Regions from separate parts of the Mus musculus genome. Here region 2 is linked to region 1. The links are chromatin loops, found by intact Hi-C in ENCODE. Cell type or tissue: left cerebral cortex. All regions are shown on one strand.

What was found. Hi-C counts contacts between places; a loop is a spot of excess contacts. Peaks named below come from ENCODE experiments on the same cell type or tissue, not always from the same donor. Only the 100,000 strongest peaks of a DNase experiment are listed, where the experiment ranks them.
Region 2: it touches region 1 in a loop (7-fold over the local background); 6 of 42 quality-filtered maps call a loop at or near these places.

What each region holds. Positions count from the first base shown.
Region 1 is chr7:144,411,255-144,419,254 of GRCm38, forward strand. It overlaps Shank2 (SH3 and multiple ankyrin repeat domains 2), which reads left to right. Exons shown (of 16, transcript NM_001113373.3): 15 at 1-614. It overlaps Gm34621 (a long non-coding RNA gene), which reads right to left. Exons shown (of 4, transcript XR_003946689.1): 1 at 7,191-8,000; 2 at 6,969-7,073; 3 at 4,420-4,514; 4 at 3,812-4,037. Among named protein-coding and RNA genes, the nearest start is that of Gm34621, 4.3 kb to the right of the region's middle. In left cerebral cortex, CTCF peaks have their summits at 3,583 and 4,747; DNase peaks (open chromatin) are centred at 1,529, 1,646, 3,200, 3,591 and 5 more places; H3K27ac peaks cover 5,322 bases.
Region 2 is chr7:144,236,269-144,244,268 of GRCm38, forward strand. The region is part of intron 4 of Shank2 (SH3 and multiple ankyrin repeat domains 2); the gene reads left to right. Among named protein-coding and RNA genes, the nearest start is that of Shank2, 65 kb to the left of the region's middle. In left cerebral cortex, CTCF peaks have their summits at 809, 3,887 and 4,883; DNase peaks (open chromatin) are centred at 720, 2,374, 3,027, 3,263 and 5 more places; H3K4me3 peaks cover 2,929 bases; H3K27ac peaks cover 3,263 bases.

The sequences.
Region 1 (8,000 bases):
CCAGCCAACTCCACAGACAGTAAGAAGCCAGCCGGTATCTCGAACTGTCTGCCCTCCTCGTTCCTGCCACCCCCCGAAAGTTTCGATGCAGTCACCGACTCGGGGATTGAGGAGGTGGACAGCCGGAGTAGCAGCGACCACCACCTGGAGACTACCAGCACCATCTCCACGGTGTCCAGCATCTCCACGCTGTCCTCAGAGGGCGGCGAGAGCATGGACACCTGCACAGTCTATGCAGACGGGCAAGCCTTTGTGGTTGACAAGCCCCCAGTACCTCCAAAGCCAAAAATGAAGCCCATCGTTCACAAGAGCAACGCACTTTACCAAGACACGCTCCCAGAAGAGGACACGGATGGCTTTGTGATCCCCCCACCTGCACCCCCGCCCCCGCCGGGCAGCGCCCAGGCCGGTGTGGCGAAGGTCATCCAGCCAAGGACCTCCAAGTTGTGGGGTGACGTTCCAGAGGTCAAAAGCCCAATTCTCTCAGGCCCAAAGGCAAATGTCATTAGTGAGCTAAACTCCATTCTGCAGCAGATGAACAGGGGGAAATCGGTCAAGCCCGGGGAAGGGCTGGAGCTGCCGGTGGGAGCCAAGTCGGCCAACCTCGCTCCAAGGTAAGTTCCCAATCAGCTTGGGGAATGTGTGGTCCAGTGCTGGCCAAAAGAAACCATTGGGGAGCCACCTATGCAGCCGAGAAGAGGGGACCTGCATGGCCTCTGCCACACCCATTAGGCTATAACCATGTTGCCACCATCCTCCTGTCACCGGACTACGGCAGAGCCAAGGCCATGGCTGCCATGCAGCCTATGACACACCTTCCTAAAGACACATAAAGGAACCAGATTGCACGGGACCAGGCCCACGGTCGCTTCCAGAAGGAAGCTTTGGTCTCTGCTCCGTTTCCTCTGGCCCTTTGCCAGGACTACCTCAAAGGCAGGCAGAGCTCCATTAAAACCCAAACTGGTCAGCAGAGGTGGCCAGTGTCTGAACATGGGTGTACCATTCCCTCTCCCTTAATCCCCCTTGGGGTTGAGGATTTGGAAGGAGCTGGGTCATTGCTCTGGATGAACACCTGCCCCTCTGCTGCATCACCCCACCCAGGGGCAGACGTCACAAAGAAATCACTGCCAGCTGCGCCCGATGGGCCGTTTCCAGCCTCACGTAGGGCTTAACAAGCTACCTTCATTGGGATGGGGGGGGGGGTAGAATAAACACATTCTTCCTAAGTCCAAACAGAAGGTTCTAGAACAGCCCCCTGTGTGGTTTCAGGATGGTACTCGGCAGCCTTGCAGGCCCCACCCTCACTCATGGCCTTTCTGTTTTTGTTCCTTGTGTGATGTACACTCGTGCTGTCTTTCCGCTTCCGTGTGTGTAGTGCTCAGCCTCTCTGGCTGACAGTTGAGCTCAGGTTTCATCGGTTTGACTAATGAAGTCTTTCTTTATTCTCCCGCTGGGCAGGCATCTGATTCAAACAACCGAGCCCATTAATCAGGGACATCACACTGCATCTGAGTCTTGAGGTTTGGGCTGTGAGCCACAATTCTTCCTGTTACCTTTTGGTGTGGTTGTAAATGGAGGACTTGGACGGCTCCTTAACTCCTTTGAGAAATACTGATTGGCGGCTGTTGTAAAGAAGTGTGCGGATGCCACCGCTTGGTAATGGGAAACCTGCTACAGGTGGTGTGCAGAAGCAAGCTCCCGTGGCTCCCTGCTAGCTTGGGCGGGCCTGCAGAAACCCTCCACTCTGGTGGGTGGGAGGTGGGGTAACCACACACCTGCATATTTTAAACATGTCCAGGAGTCTCACAGCAACCTTGGAATATGCTTGGTTCATATTTTTCCTCTATAGAGTCTTTTATGCCACAGCCTCTTGTGAAAGTAATATTTGCAAGCCCTTGGGGTGGCGTCCCTCACGACTGGGCAGCATGATCCTGTGTGTTAAGTCCATTCTTCAGAGAGGCCGAGCAGGTATTGCAGCCTCTCTCTAAAAGTGAGGTTACAATAGCTGCCCAGTCTTCAACAGGAGAAAAGCTGAGGTGGCCGCTGGCATTGGGAAGGTGCGGGGGGGGGGGGGGGGGTTGCAGGGGAATTCTGAATCGCAGCAGATGACCCTTGCTGCCTTTCTTTTTCTGGTTAGACAATGTCTGGTGGCTCCCAGGAGAGGGAAGGAGACTTACCCTCCACTGGGGGCTGGGACTATTGTCTTTCCCTACTCCAGGTAGGTGCCAGATGTGGGCTGGGTGCTCAGAGAGAGCATCACTAGCACTCAAAAACTGGCTCCACCCAGCCAGTCTATTCCTGGCGCAGACCTCTCAGAGCAAGGACTTTAGCCAACGCCTACAAAGGACCAACAAACATTGGCCATTCTGTCACATAGGTACCAGCAACGTGGCCATCAACCAGCAGAGAGAGAAATCTGAGGCAAAGAGTCAAAGGGACTGTATGGGAAGGTTCTAGAAGCTGAGGCTGGGGGTTGGCTTCGGAAAAAGGGATCACCACTGAAGACCATCTACAAGACTGAGCTCCTGGGAAGAAAGGAACCGCCATTAGACCTAGAACTCCCCTGCTAATGAGGGGAGAGATGACTGTTGTTGACCTCAAGCAGTAGAGGAAACACAGGCCTCTGACCCTCCTTTTCAAATCTAAGGATTGCACTGGGTTGGGCATGGGCTTAGGGTCCTGGGATGCCAGCAGCAACTGCGAGACACAGAGGGCCACAGGCTGGGGTAGCCGTTCACAGAACCATGCATGCATCCTGTATGGGATATGCAGGTGACCGAGCTCTGCCTCTTGCCTTGGTGCACTGGCCTCTTGCCTACATTGCTCAGACACCTCTCCGTTGCCTTCACTGCCAGGCCCAGGATGACAACTAGAGATTCACTCAGTCTGAGCATCTTGCTAATGCCACTTGTAAATGCTTCTAAAAGTTAAGTTGTGGACCACCCTGGGCCAAATGAGGTTCAGAATCAAAAGGAGAGAAAGAAAATGAAGGTTTCAAGAGATAACTGAAAGCTGGCCATGCTCTCTGACGTGACACACATTAAGGCAGAGAGACCCTGTTTCCTCAAGCATGACTGCTCACCAAGGAAAGCCTGGCTCTCAGCGTGTTCCTCAGTGGTTCCACCACATGGGCAAGAGCTTTGCTGTGCTTGTAAATTGAAATAATGGGCCTTTTGCTACTTGGCAGCTCCAAGAGACCTCGTCTTATGCTGGCACCAGGACAGGATCCAGGAAGAGCAGAGAGTTAGAAGGCCTGGCATTTGCTTCCTGGGGTGTAAGCAATCTAACTTTAGGATACCCGGGGTTTAGTATACCCAGTAGACTGACCCCAAGATCAAGACAGTGTGGAATTTAGACATATTTAACTACAAATATATTGAAAAAGTCAGCTGGAACTCTCTTTCAATATATTTGTGTATATGTTAGTGTATGATATCAGAGCCACTGAAAGACCATGGTGCAAAGCCGTGAGCAATTCTGGCTATAGGCCTGATGCTGAAACCTGTTCTCTTCCAGCATCCTTGGGAAAACCTCAGCTTGCGTTCATCTCCCCCTAGAGCACAGGGTAGGGAGTGCTCCAGGGAGTCCCCACCGCTCCTCTCCGAGGGTGTGGCGTATGCAAACATGGATATGCAAACATTTCATGGGTAACCTTGGCATGTCCTTCAGTTGGACAGGGCTTTTGGCTTTCAGAGCCTCCTGTCATCTGAATCTGGCCCACAGTGGAGGCAGCAGGCCTGACACACATTTTTACTGCTTCATGGATCTAAGCAGAGCACTTAGGTGTCCTGGTTAAAGTGCATAGGGCCAATGACGAGCCATGGTAGGGAGTTTACTAAGCTGCTACCACTGTCTACAGCCCAGTACCAAGCCCAAGAAAGAAGAGACAAGAGGACATCACCACAGAGGATTCTGCAGTACAGTCCTCCACAGCTGGGAAACGTAGTCATTGTCATCCACTCAGGCAGCTTGTTGATGGCCCAGGACACCAGGCGCCATATGGCACTCAGAATTTGTCATTTAAGAGAAGCACGTCCCTGTTAAGAAAGCATAGCCAGTGTTCCCTTGGGGAATGCCAGCTCTTGAGGTGAGAAATGGCCAAAACGAAACAACAGAACTATATGTAACAAGTACCACGGAGAAGACCAGGCTCCAAAAGGGCAGAACTAGGATGGAGCTGGCACTCAGAGGAAGGGTATTTCAGTGACCTAAAGTTCACACCGGAACCAGTTATGCAGAAACCAGAAGCATGGAGCCCAGGACATGATGGGTGGAGCATGTGAGGCTAGGCCAGATCAGACTCTCCATGCCCGTGGGGGGAGTCAGCGTCAACCCACCAGGCAGGGGAGTGGGCAGGCTGTGGGGACACAGGATTGCATCCAAGGGATGAAAACCACGCACAGACTTATCATGGCTTACCAGGAGTGGACTCCAGTTTGTTGACACTCCCGGGATGCGTGTCACATGAGGAAGATGCTTTCAAGGTCTGTGCTGAAGACAGGTGGTTTCTGTTGCTAGAGACAAGAGGTACCTTGGAGACACTGGAGAGCTAGACCCGGCTGCCTGTCTATAAGCACTGACTCCTCAAGCTGGCTGTGACCAGAGACCAGCCATCACATCACTCAACAGGATGAAACCTGTTCTCTTCCAGCATCCTTGGAAAAACCTCAGCTTGCGTTCATCTCCCCCTAGAGCACAGGGTAGGGAGTGCTCCAGGGAGTCCCCATGGCTCCTCTCCAAGGGTGTGGTGTACACTCTACTGCCAGCACTTTGTGGTGAGTCCACAAGGGGCAGAGTTCGGCCTTCACCTTTCTGAAGCACACAGGAAAGAAACAGTGGTACTGAGGAGGTACAGACACCCAAGGTCCCTGGGCAGGCAGCGCTCCAGGTGCTGATGGGGCTTCACTCAATCCCTGCCACCCCTGCTGTCCTCCCAGGGCAGTCCTCCGACCCTGGCCATTGTCCTCTGGCTCTCAGCTGGGTCACCAGTATTAATCAATACGATTGTTAAACTGCTGTGACCACCTGGTCCTAGAGCATGGGCTTCTGTTTCATGACGTCTCAAGCTCTCTGCACTGCCACACAGCTCTGGTACCTCAGTCACCAAGCAAAGCAGGAGGGTGATGGCACTGCCAGGGAGCAGCACTCAGTAGTGAGGTGAGCCCTGCTGGGGACAGCCTGGCACTTCCTGCCACTATCCACATATTAAGGTGACTAGTCTGCCAGAGTCTCTTCCTTTGACCACCAAACAAACGGCAGGTCTCCTTTTTAGAACATATTTATCTATTTGTATGTGCAGTGGATGTTTTGCTTGCTTGTGTGTGTGTGTGTGTGTGTGTGTGTGTGTGTGTGTGTGTACGTACGCCATTTACAGGTAGCACTTGCAGGGGCAGAAGAGGGCACTGGATCCTCTGGAACTGGAGTTACAGATGGTTGAACCATGTGTGTGGGTTCTGGGAAATGAACCTGGGTCCTCTACAAAAGCAGCCAGTGCTCTAAACCACTAAGCCGTCTCTCTAGACCCGTCAAGTCTTCTCTCTTGGTCTCATCCCTCTTTTGACAAGATCCTATCACAGGTAAACAGTTCTTCCTGAAAGTAGGTGCCTTCCTGTCCTGGCAACTTGTGAGCAGGGTGGGAACCCAGACAAGTGTGCTGAGCCTGAGACAGCTTCCTCGGCAGGAAAGCAGGCAGTGTCCCACAGCCATTCCTTCTGTGGTTATGTATTCTGTTCCCATTCTGGAGAGAGGCGTGGAGTGAGCAGAGTCCTCACAGTTCTCTGAGCCTGTGGTGACTGCAAGGCACCAGGATCAGAAGTGCTGAGGGGGTCCCAACTTCTGAGACTCAGGCAAACACATGACCTGGCTCTCCTTCCCGTGCCCCATTTGTGGAAGCCTAGATAGGCAGAGCAGCTTCATAAGAAAGCAGGCTGATGCCCAATGGGGTTCTATACCTGTAATGCCAACGCTAGGGAGGCTGAGGCAGGGGGATTTTGATAAGTTCTAAAATAACCTGGGGCTACAGTGAGACTCTGTCTCAAGTCACTAAAAAGAGGAGAGAGAGGGGGGAGGAAGGAGGGAAGACAAATAGCTTAGAATTTAGTGGCTCATACAGAGGGGAGCCTGGGACTGAGGGTCCATGCCTCAGAACCCTAGCATTAGTGCTGGCCCCTGAGGAGCCTCTGGCCCACACCTCTGCTCAGGTTCAAACTGAGTAACCACAGTGTGAGTCTGGTTGCCCTTCCATCTCCCCAGCTCATCAGCTCCTGCCAGGAAAGACAGGTGAAGAGCGTCTGTGAGCAGCTGGATTCGCTCTTGGGCTGGTTTTGTTTTGTTTCTTAATTCTCACATTTTTTAAATGAATTTGATTTTAAAAGCAGGCTAGAGATGATCCTCCCAGAGGCGGGTGTTTGTGAGTGTGTATCTATTCTAAATCAGGGTAACAGACTTCTGTATATGCCGCCCAGCAGCCCCGCCGTTGCCTAGCAACATAATGATCTGCGCACACGGGAGGATCCTGTGAGTCATCACTGTGTGATTCACCAGGAAGGAGGCAGGCTACCCAGAAGGTGCAGAGCAAAGCCGGCAGGCAGACCAGTCCAACTTAACTCAGCAGTTGTCATGCTGGGTGGGGTACCGGTAAGCCCCAAGCATGTGGCCGGACCAGATCCATGCCATTAGCCACTAGGCTGGTCACCATGTTGGGGTGTAAACGTGATACAGAGCCCTAGCCTGGGCAGGTTGGCCTGGGTCCACTGGGAACAAGATTCATTCTTTCCAAGTCAAAGCCAAGTGAGGGAAATAGCTGTGGGCCACTTGTCAGAGATCCTTTCTTTCTTCCGCAGTGCCTCATGGCACGCCAGAGAAGGCAAAGAGTAGTTCCCTTGCTCGTATGAGTGCCTGCCCCAAGCCCCCTGGGCTGCCTGCCAAGAGGGCTCTGAGGTGCATTGTTCAGCCAGGGTTCAACCTACCATGTTTCCACCCGTGAGGAGGCTGCTGCCTCTCCTTGCTTTCCAGTCAGTTCTGCAGTGTGGTCTCAACCGTTCCCTGTGTCGTTTCCATTTGCTCCCATGGTGCTGTTTGCAGAAGAGGGTCATGCTGAGCAGAAGTAAGTGCGGCGGCCTGACCAGATTTGTGTGTCCGTCCCGTCCCCCCCCCCCCCCCCCCCCGTGTGTCACTGTCTCTGCTCCTACCTCTGCTTCCCAGATTCAGCTGCCTGCTGGCTGAATCCGTCCTGACCAGAAGGCCAGCCCAGTCCAGGGTGCTGGCTTAGAGACCCTTCAGAGCAGTGCCTGGGTATCTGCTGGCCCTCAGGGGACTGGCATGCCAACCACATGGCTCCAAAATAAGGGTCAGGCCAGTGCTGGGCACAGAACTTCACAGCTCCCTCCCAATCCTTCACTGCCTTACTGGCACTCAGGAGCTCCTGTAGGACACCCCCTGCCTCCCCCATCCTGAAGTATCACATGCTAGAAATGTGCCCCCCTCCCCAGTTGCAAAGAGCCCCTGGGCAACTTCAATGCTTATCCAGGCTGAACCTGGAATGGCTTACCCTACAACCAGGAAATCGTTGGGTGACATAGCATGTTCTGCAGACCCTTAACATGTCCCTGGCCCACCTCTCCATGACTAACTAAAGCTGAATCTTTAGAGTTCCCCCGAAAGCTGCAAAGCCCAGATGGGCTTCAGGACCTTAACTTCATGAGCTGCCTCAGTCCTGTTAAGATGACCCGCACACTGCAGGGACAGGCTCTCTGAGCAAACTTTGGTGGGAGGGCACTCTTGGACTTACAGGTACCTACAGTTCCCAGAAGCCACTGCTGCAGGTCCAGTGCTCCCACCCACAGCAGAGTCCTAGTCCACTGAACTCACACCTGCAATGTCCAGGTCTCCCCTGCAATGTCCAATATTTGAAGTAATCATTGCTAGCCCTAGTAGGAATAGTCCATAGAACAGAGAGGTCACCTGCTAATGGCTTCATCCAGACACACAGCAGGCTAAGA
Region 2 (8,000 bases), 170 kb before region 1:
AAAAAGTCAAGCTGCATACCTATCTCTCTGCTTTGACTGTGGATGTGATTGCTTGCTTGAGTTCTCACCTTGACCCCCCCCCCTCCCTTGGTGATGGCCTGTGACCTGGAAGTATAAACTGAGCAAATACTTTTCTCCCCTAATTTGCTTTTGGTCAGGGTGTTTGGCCACAGCAACATAAAGGAAACATAAAGGAATACAGTCCTGTACTAGCAATGACAGTAGCACTTTGCCCAGTACCCTATAGTTTATGCAGCCTGTTGGGACAGGTGGGTGTTTTTAGGTGTTATCAAGGCTGTAGCAGAGTCCTTGTGTGCTGTGGTTCCTGCCATGTGGACCTGGCACTGATACCCTTGGTCCACTGGCCCTGCAGCAGTGTTCATACTTACCGACCCATTACTGGTAGATGGGGAAACTGAGTCCTTAGAGAGAGTGGCTGAGACACAATTGTCCAGGAACACCAGCCAGGGACCAGGCAGCAGCCTGTCATCTTTGATACTCCTCAATCACTACTCCTGAACTCCTGACCAGCCTCACTCCTCAGACATAAAGATAATCGAGGAAGGTAGAGACTATCATGTCCACCCCTGAGCCCCTCACCTCTTTGATGAGGAAGGGCGTATCCAAGGACACGAGCTTTAAGATGTATGCTCCAAAGACTTCGAGGATCACATGTGCCCGCTGTGTGGGGCGGGCCTGGAGAGGGAAGGCAGAGCTTCCGTGGAAACCCTGGCTATTTTTACTCCTGTCTCTCCTGCTTCTGCCTCCCACTGGATTCTCGGTGAGCTGCGGCGGCAGCAGCCCCCTGGGTCCCTCGCGTGCCAGGCACAGGCTATTTTTATGACCCTCTAATTTGCCCATAGATCATGTCAGACCACCAGGGGCAAGGTGGGGAAGAAAGGGGTACAGAGAAGCAAAACGTCTGTGGGAGGGGGCCTGCACCCACTATTAAAGTGCAGGGGATAAGATTAAGGTATAGCTGGAGATAAACCAGGCCTCCCAAGTAGGAGGGAACCCACTGCCTTTTACAGCCACAGCAACCAGCATGGCCTCACTGTGCCCAGCATCCCCCGGAATAGACCAGGAGACCAGGGTTCTAGTCCTGAGTCCAGCCTTAACTGGCTGGGTGACTTTGGGACATTCACCTAACTCCTTTGGGCTCGGTTTTCTCTGTCTTTGCCATTTATAGAGCATCTAGGTCTGCATGCTAGATAAGCAAGAAGTAAATTCTGACACCAACTCTACAAAGTCCCCACAGGCCATCTGAGTCTGGCAAGGGTAGGGAGCAGCTCTAAGACCTCTGCACAGGCATTGAAGACCTAGATAATACCAGAGTTAGCCTTTCCCTGAGACCTACAGCATCTCTGGTGCCCTTTCACGTGCTTTATACATCTTATGCCTACAGTATCCCTCTTATGGATAATTTTATGTATGCCCGTCAAACAAGTCAAGACAGCTGGAGGTGTGCCCAAGGTCACACAGCTGGAGGCTGGGACGTGACCCTCCCCACCCACTCAGCCTCCCCCCCCCTCCCCCCCGGGGCAGAAGGACATTTGATGAACATTCCTTTCCCACTCTTTCCTAACTCATCTGCAGCTCAGAAAGGAGAGGGCTCTTGTCTAAGGCCATACACCAAGCTCCTCTACAGCTTTTTTTTTTTTTTTTTTAAAGAGGGAAGCCAGGTGTGGTGACACATAGTTGACATCCAACCACTCAAGAGGCTTCTTAGTGAGGCCAGCCTGGGGTACATAGCAAGATCTTCTGTCTCTAAAAATAAGCAGCTTAAGATTTGTTTAATTAATTAAGTTAAAAGAAAAAAATGACAGATGGCAAACAGAAGAAGAGTCCCTGCCCTCTTATTTGACTTCAATCGCTGGGGATGAAGAGAAAGGGGAGGCACCATAGGGAAGCACTCGGAAGGTGGTCAGCTCACCCCACACCCTGAACCCCAGCTCTCAGCTCTGCCTCTGAATTTCAATCTGGTGTTCGCCCAGCAAGATCCTTCAGGCAGAAGTTGCAGCATGTCTGAAGAATGTGCCCTAGTCTGCCTCCCATGCACTACCAGGAGTCCCAATCACCTGGAAGGGTGCACTGTCCCTGAGCCCCGGGCCTCCCCTTTGGCATTAGTTCCTTGAAGTGATGGGACTACCTTGCTGTCCACTATACAGAAAGCAGGGAAACTGCCCAGGCGGAGAAGATGCCCTGTTCCAAAATGAGAAAGCAATTACTCAGGACAAGGACGGTCACTGCCTACAAGTGACACCTCTGGCCCCTGCTAATAGTGGTTGAATCATTTTCCTCTCCCTGCTAATGGCGTGCGTAATTGCACTGGTTTTTCAGGCGTCCTTCACCCGTACTTATTTAGACTAGTGACTGATGCGTTGCCATGGAAACCGGCACTAGGAGGAAAAAAAAAAAGTCCCCGGTACAGTGAGGAAGTGGAAGGCTGCAGCTCCAGTCTGCAGCTACAACTTGTGTCAAAGAACCGAATTTTCAGCCGATCCTGATTTTTCCATCTTCAAAAGTCAAATTCGTGAACCTCCTCGTGGATTAAAGTCTCTGGGGTTGTCTTTCTTAGTCCTGTGATCTATTCTTTTTTTCTTCTCTTCTCCTTAAATTCTGACTGTAGAAGACTGCAACTTTTTTTTTTTAACTCCTTGTTGGATTAACAGAGAATATAGTAAGTGAGGCCAGCCTTGAGGACCCAGTCTCCACATGGACCCAGAGGAGGAAGAGGCAAGGGACCGGTCTGAGTGAGATGGTCATACCCAGGTTAGGAACGATGGCTGAGAGCTCCCGGTTCAAGAAGAGAGTTCATTTTGGAGGTATGGTGCTACCTCCCCAGCCTGCTTGGGGTTGGCCGATGTGAGTCTTTGTTCTCTGCTGGAGCAGTGGAGACAGTAGCCCCGGAACTCTGATGCTACTGGCGCTCGCTCGCTCAGTGATTATGGTGGCATGCTCGCTCGGTGTAGTCAGCAGGCTGATGGGTTCCTCCAGGCTATTGTTTCCATCATGGCTTTCTCCTACTTCTGACTTAGACGAAAACAGAGGTAGCTGACGGATCACCCCAGGATGCAGGCATCTCTGTGGCAGAGAATCCCCCACAGTCTTATTTGTATTCTTGAGTGGCTCTCTGAGCACTGGTGGGTTTCTGAGTCCAACTAGAACATCTGTTCCTAGTGAAATACTGTGTCGAGGGGGCTGACTGTATGGGGAGGGGGTGACTGAGGCACCAGTGTCTCAGGATCCCTGCAAAGTGCATGGGAAGTTCCCCAAGCTGGGACGGGGATGCCTGCTTCCCTCAGTGCAGGCTGCCCTTCTTCAGAGAAAGCATGGCCAGCTCAGCTTCTGTTATTGTTCTTTAATCAAGCAGACTCCCTGCTACTCTGGTGGTGTGGCAGTAGAAAGAAAGAAAGAAAGAGAAGCTAACAGGAGCTGCTGTCTTCCCAGGGTTCAGACTGGCTCAAGGACGTAGTGAGCAAGAGGTTATCTCACCCCACCCCTGGATGTCACTTTGAGGTCTGCAAAGATAAATGTGAGTTGCCAAGATTCTAGTGACGGGGGCCCTAGTTCTCACTGCACGGCAACCCTGTGTTCTGTTTGTCACCTGTGGAGTTTGTGCTTCTGGACAGGGGCTGCAGTTATTGACTGGCAGGGAATGAGAGCTCAGGGGTCAGATGTCTGTCTGTAAAGGTCATGGCCAGGCTGAGTCTGTGCCTTCTGTTTCCATTTGGACTGCCCAGCCCTCACCCAGAGCCACCCTGATAAGGGGTGTGCTCTGATCCCCCGTGGTCCTGAGCTCTGGTTAGCCAAGGTGTGGATGCTGAAGCTCCAGTCTGCAGAGTCCTGGCTCCCTCCCACAGGAGGCAGCAGCTTCCTCCTGCTCAACAGGTCTCTCTTCTCAGTGCCCTAGTTCCCAAGCCTCAGCTGCTGGTGTCCTTAAAAAAGATTAAAAAGCTAAAAGGATCCTCCCGCCTCCAGTCCGGATCCCAAATTTAAATCCAGGCTACACTCCTCCAACCTGTGAGCCTTGGACTTCACCTCCAGGAGCCTTCTCTAGGAGGGACTGACTCTGTCTTTTGGAAGGGGTGGGGGTGGGGTGTTGTTCACCAGGCTGCTCCACTAAGGGCAGTGCAAATTGGCAGCTGTTTTAGTTGAGAAATTCTGAGTCCCTGGGGGGAGGATGCCAGTTGTGAAGTCGGACCCAAGACCAGATGTTAGAAGTGGAGATATCGGATAGATAGAGGCTGCATGCTTGGGCACACAAAATGGGGCCCACCCAGGCCACATGACTTGGCTCAGCAGAGCATGGAAGCCTTTGCTGCCTTGGGGGAAGCAGCTAGGTTGACTCTGGGACAGGAAATTTTGTCTACCTGTTCTTATGGGAGTGCCCCTCCCCTGCCATTGTCAGTGAAGCCCTGGGCTGCTGGAGCCTGAGGCACCTGTCCTCTTGGCCTCTTCTTTTCACCGAGTGCTCCTAGAACACCAGAGGCCACCTTGGCAGGGCACTCCCAGCCAAGCTAATCAGCCACATGCAAATCAGACCCAATTCATCCATTTAGTGTAATTTCCATTCAAAGTGCTGGTTTGGGTCTGTGGATTGTGCAGGCTTGTGGAGTCTCTTGGGCTGATTTTTCCTTTTTTTTTTTTTTTTTTTTTTTTTATTCAAACATTTTAATTACTACAGAACAGAAACCACCTCACTGACAGCCAGTGGCTCTATTCATTTGTTCAACCAATTTGAGAGGGTGGTCACTGGGCAACGTCCCCAGAAACCGCTACTACCCCCCTCCTCAATGTCCTCAGTTCCCCTTGGCCATAGAACAGCAAAGAGGGCAGAGGTGGGTAAGAGAGATGCTGATAGTCACCACCAGGAGCACCCGGCACTCACAAGAGAGTTATCAGCTGAGCTCAGAAGGGCAAAGGGAGACAGAGGCAAAGAAGCCATGCACCCTTAGATGAGCACTTCCAAAGTGAAGAAAGTGAGGGTTGTTGTGGACCCCTCTCCCCAAAGCCAAGGGTGCCCACCCCTTCCTGTATTCCTAGTAAATCTCATACAGCATTGTGGGAGTGTTACTTAACGGGAACAGCTCACTGTTCAGATTTACTCTCTTCAGAAGCTCTGTGTGCCTTGTGGTGACCTTGATTCATTCAGTCAGGCTGACCTGGGTTCGGATCCCAGGACCTCTACTCGGGAGGCAGATGACTCTGGAGGCAATCGAGTCCTGCCCAGCTGCCTCCCGACAGAACAAGCTTGAGACAGCTGTGTGAGTTCAGTAGCATGCCCTAGGGAGCTCGGTCATACCCCCCCCCCGCCCCCACTGTAGGTCATGGGGTTATTTCTGGGCCTCAGTTTTCTCATTGGAGTTTTTACAATAAAAGCATGACTCTCTTCTGGGTGTTGGTGACTGAAGAAGCAGGGTGTGGCCATGCAGGCAGAAGTGCCTGTGACTGTGAGAAAAGGGGTCTTGGAGTCATACCTGGAAGTCACTGGGTCAGGGGTCACATGTGGGTAGGCATGGAGACCTGTGAAGCCACTTGGGATTCTGGCTTTCTGTGTCTTGCTTGTCCTCAGCATTCCCAGGATGTTGATGTGGCTGCCAAACCCTGTAGCCAGTGAAGGGGTTGTTTCAAAAACTACTAGGACCTAGGAGGTATAGTGGGATGAAGGGAAGCCACACCCAGCAGACCCTGCTCCATCTCATTGGCCAGGACCGTAGCTACTCCTGGGAAAGGAGGGAGCATGGATTTTTAGCTTCAAAGCCATGCGTGAAAGCGGTTGCTGACTACCACAATATAGGTGTGCCCTGGAAGAAAGGCCTTGGCACAGAGTGAGGTGGGACCTCTGATTCTGTGAGGGGGAAGCTCTGTAGAAGATCAGTTAAGGGCTTGATGCTAGAGTTTTAGTGTCTGGCTTTGGGTGCCCTCAGTAGCTGGCTTGATCTAGTCAGGCTTGAGGCAGAGAAGGATCTCATGTATTCTGCACTAGTTCAGTGTGTGTAACACGTGCTGACTGAGGCCAGGTGATGACTTTGAGCAGATCCCTGTCATGGTATTTCTTCCCAGCCCTCCCTCCCTGTCCGCCTTCTGGAGCCTCATTTCCAATGTGCGAGTATTCTGTGTCATTATAGCGAGGAAAAGCGACACAAGCTGAGACACCCAGATAGGAAGCCGGTGCCAACTTAGAACACACTCATAATGACCTCAGCAGAGTTAACCTGGGATCCCTTGCAGCCACCTTCATCAGTCTGAGGGCAGAATCCTCAGGACCTGAGGATTTCCCCTTGTTCCATCTGTCTCGGTCTCAACATACTCACAGAGCGATGCTTCCAGTATATGATCTTAGGAAGCCACAGCACATGCCCACCATGAGGGAGCTGACCGTCCAGTTCCCCATGGGCTCTCCAACATGTGAGTGTCCTAAGCGTCCAGGAGAGCCCGAACACTGGCCTGAGGGGGGGGCCTTCACTGAGGAATCATGACCCTCTCTCCCTCCCTGGTTTGGTTCGGAGCTGGTGTTCTGTGACCCCTCTTGTCTGTGCATGAGCCCTGATGTCTCGGGGGGTCTTTGATGGGGCAAGGAACACAGATGCACCTGGTTAAAAAAAAAAAAACCACTGTGTAAAGTGACAGCCGCCTGACAGTCCCTTAAGTCGGTATTCAGCTCATGTTTCATAAAAGGTTTTCAGTTGCTAGCAGATTCCCAGGAGAACTGAGAAGAAAACCACTTTGCAGGGGCAGGGAGGAGCACCTCTGTGAAGTGGTTTGTGTTTATTTGGGAAGGGAAAGCAGTTCGTGTGCTGGCAACCTTCCTCTTCTGACCTGGTTTTAGATGCTGAACTTGGCTCTGGCACAGGGCCTTAGTGTTTGGTCCCCATGGATGCAAGTCCTGGGACGCTGGTGGCCCCTACATCCATGCCTACCATGGGGGAATCAAAGGTTCTATGTGCGTGTGCATGTGTTTGTGTGTGTGTATGTGTGTGCATGCCAGAGCTCAACCTCAGAAGTCATTCCTCAGGTGTCGTTTACTTGACTTACTTTCTTTCAGTCTTACTTTTATTATATTTAATCATATATACATGTGGGGGCAGGATATTCACATTAATGTTGGTGCCCTTAGAGGTCAGAGGTGCTGAATCCCCTGAATCTGGGTTACATGGCTTGGGTGCTAAGAATCAAACTTGTGTCCTCTGAAAGAACAGCAAGTGCTCTTAACCACTGAGGCATCTCTCCAGCCAGCCCCCACTTTGGTTTTTTAAAAAATGTTTATGGTCTGTGTGTATGAAATGCATGTGTGTGTGTGTGTGTGTGTGTGTGGTATGTGTGCATGGTATGTGTATTTGTGTCATGTGTATGTGTGTGATATGCGTGTATGGAATGTGTATTTGTGTGATGTGTGTGCATGTGTGTGTACTTGTGTGTTTGTATGTATGAAATGCATATGTGTGTATGGTATGTGTATTTGTGTAGTGTATATGTGCACATGTGTGTACATGTGTATGGTACGTGTGTGGTATATTTGTGTGATATGTGTGTGTGGTATATGTATGTGTGTAGTATGCTCATGGACTTCAGAGGCCAACTTTTAGAAGTTGGAGGAAGGGTCTCTCTTGGTGTATCTGCTGTACTCCATATTCCAGGCTAGCTGGTTTGTGAACTTCAGACAGTTCTCTTGTCCCACCTCCCATCTTACCATAGGATTACAAATGGCTGCCATGACATCTGGATCTTCAGGTCTGTCAGGCCATCTTGTCACCTGCTGAGCCATCTTGCTGGCGCCTACCTTGTTTTGTTTTGGAGCTAGTCAATTAGACTAGACTAGCTGGCCGGAAAGTTCTAGAGCTCTGCCTGTCTCTGCCTCACCACTTAGGGGATTACAAGGGTGCATCACTATGCCTAGCATTTTTTAAGGTGGGCTTTGGGGATCAAACTCGGGTCCTCATGCTCGCACATCAGGCACTGTGTTGACTGACCTGTTCCCCTAGCCCAAAGCGTGAGGC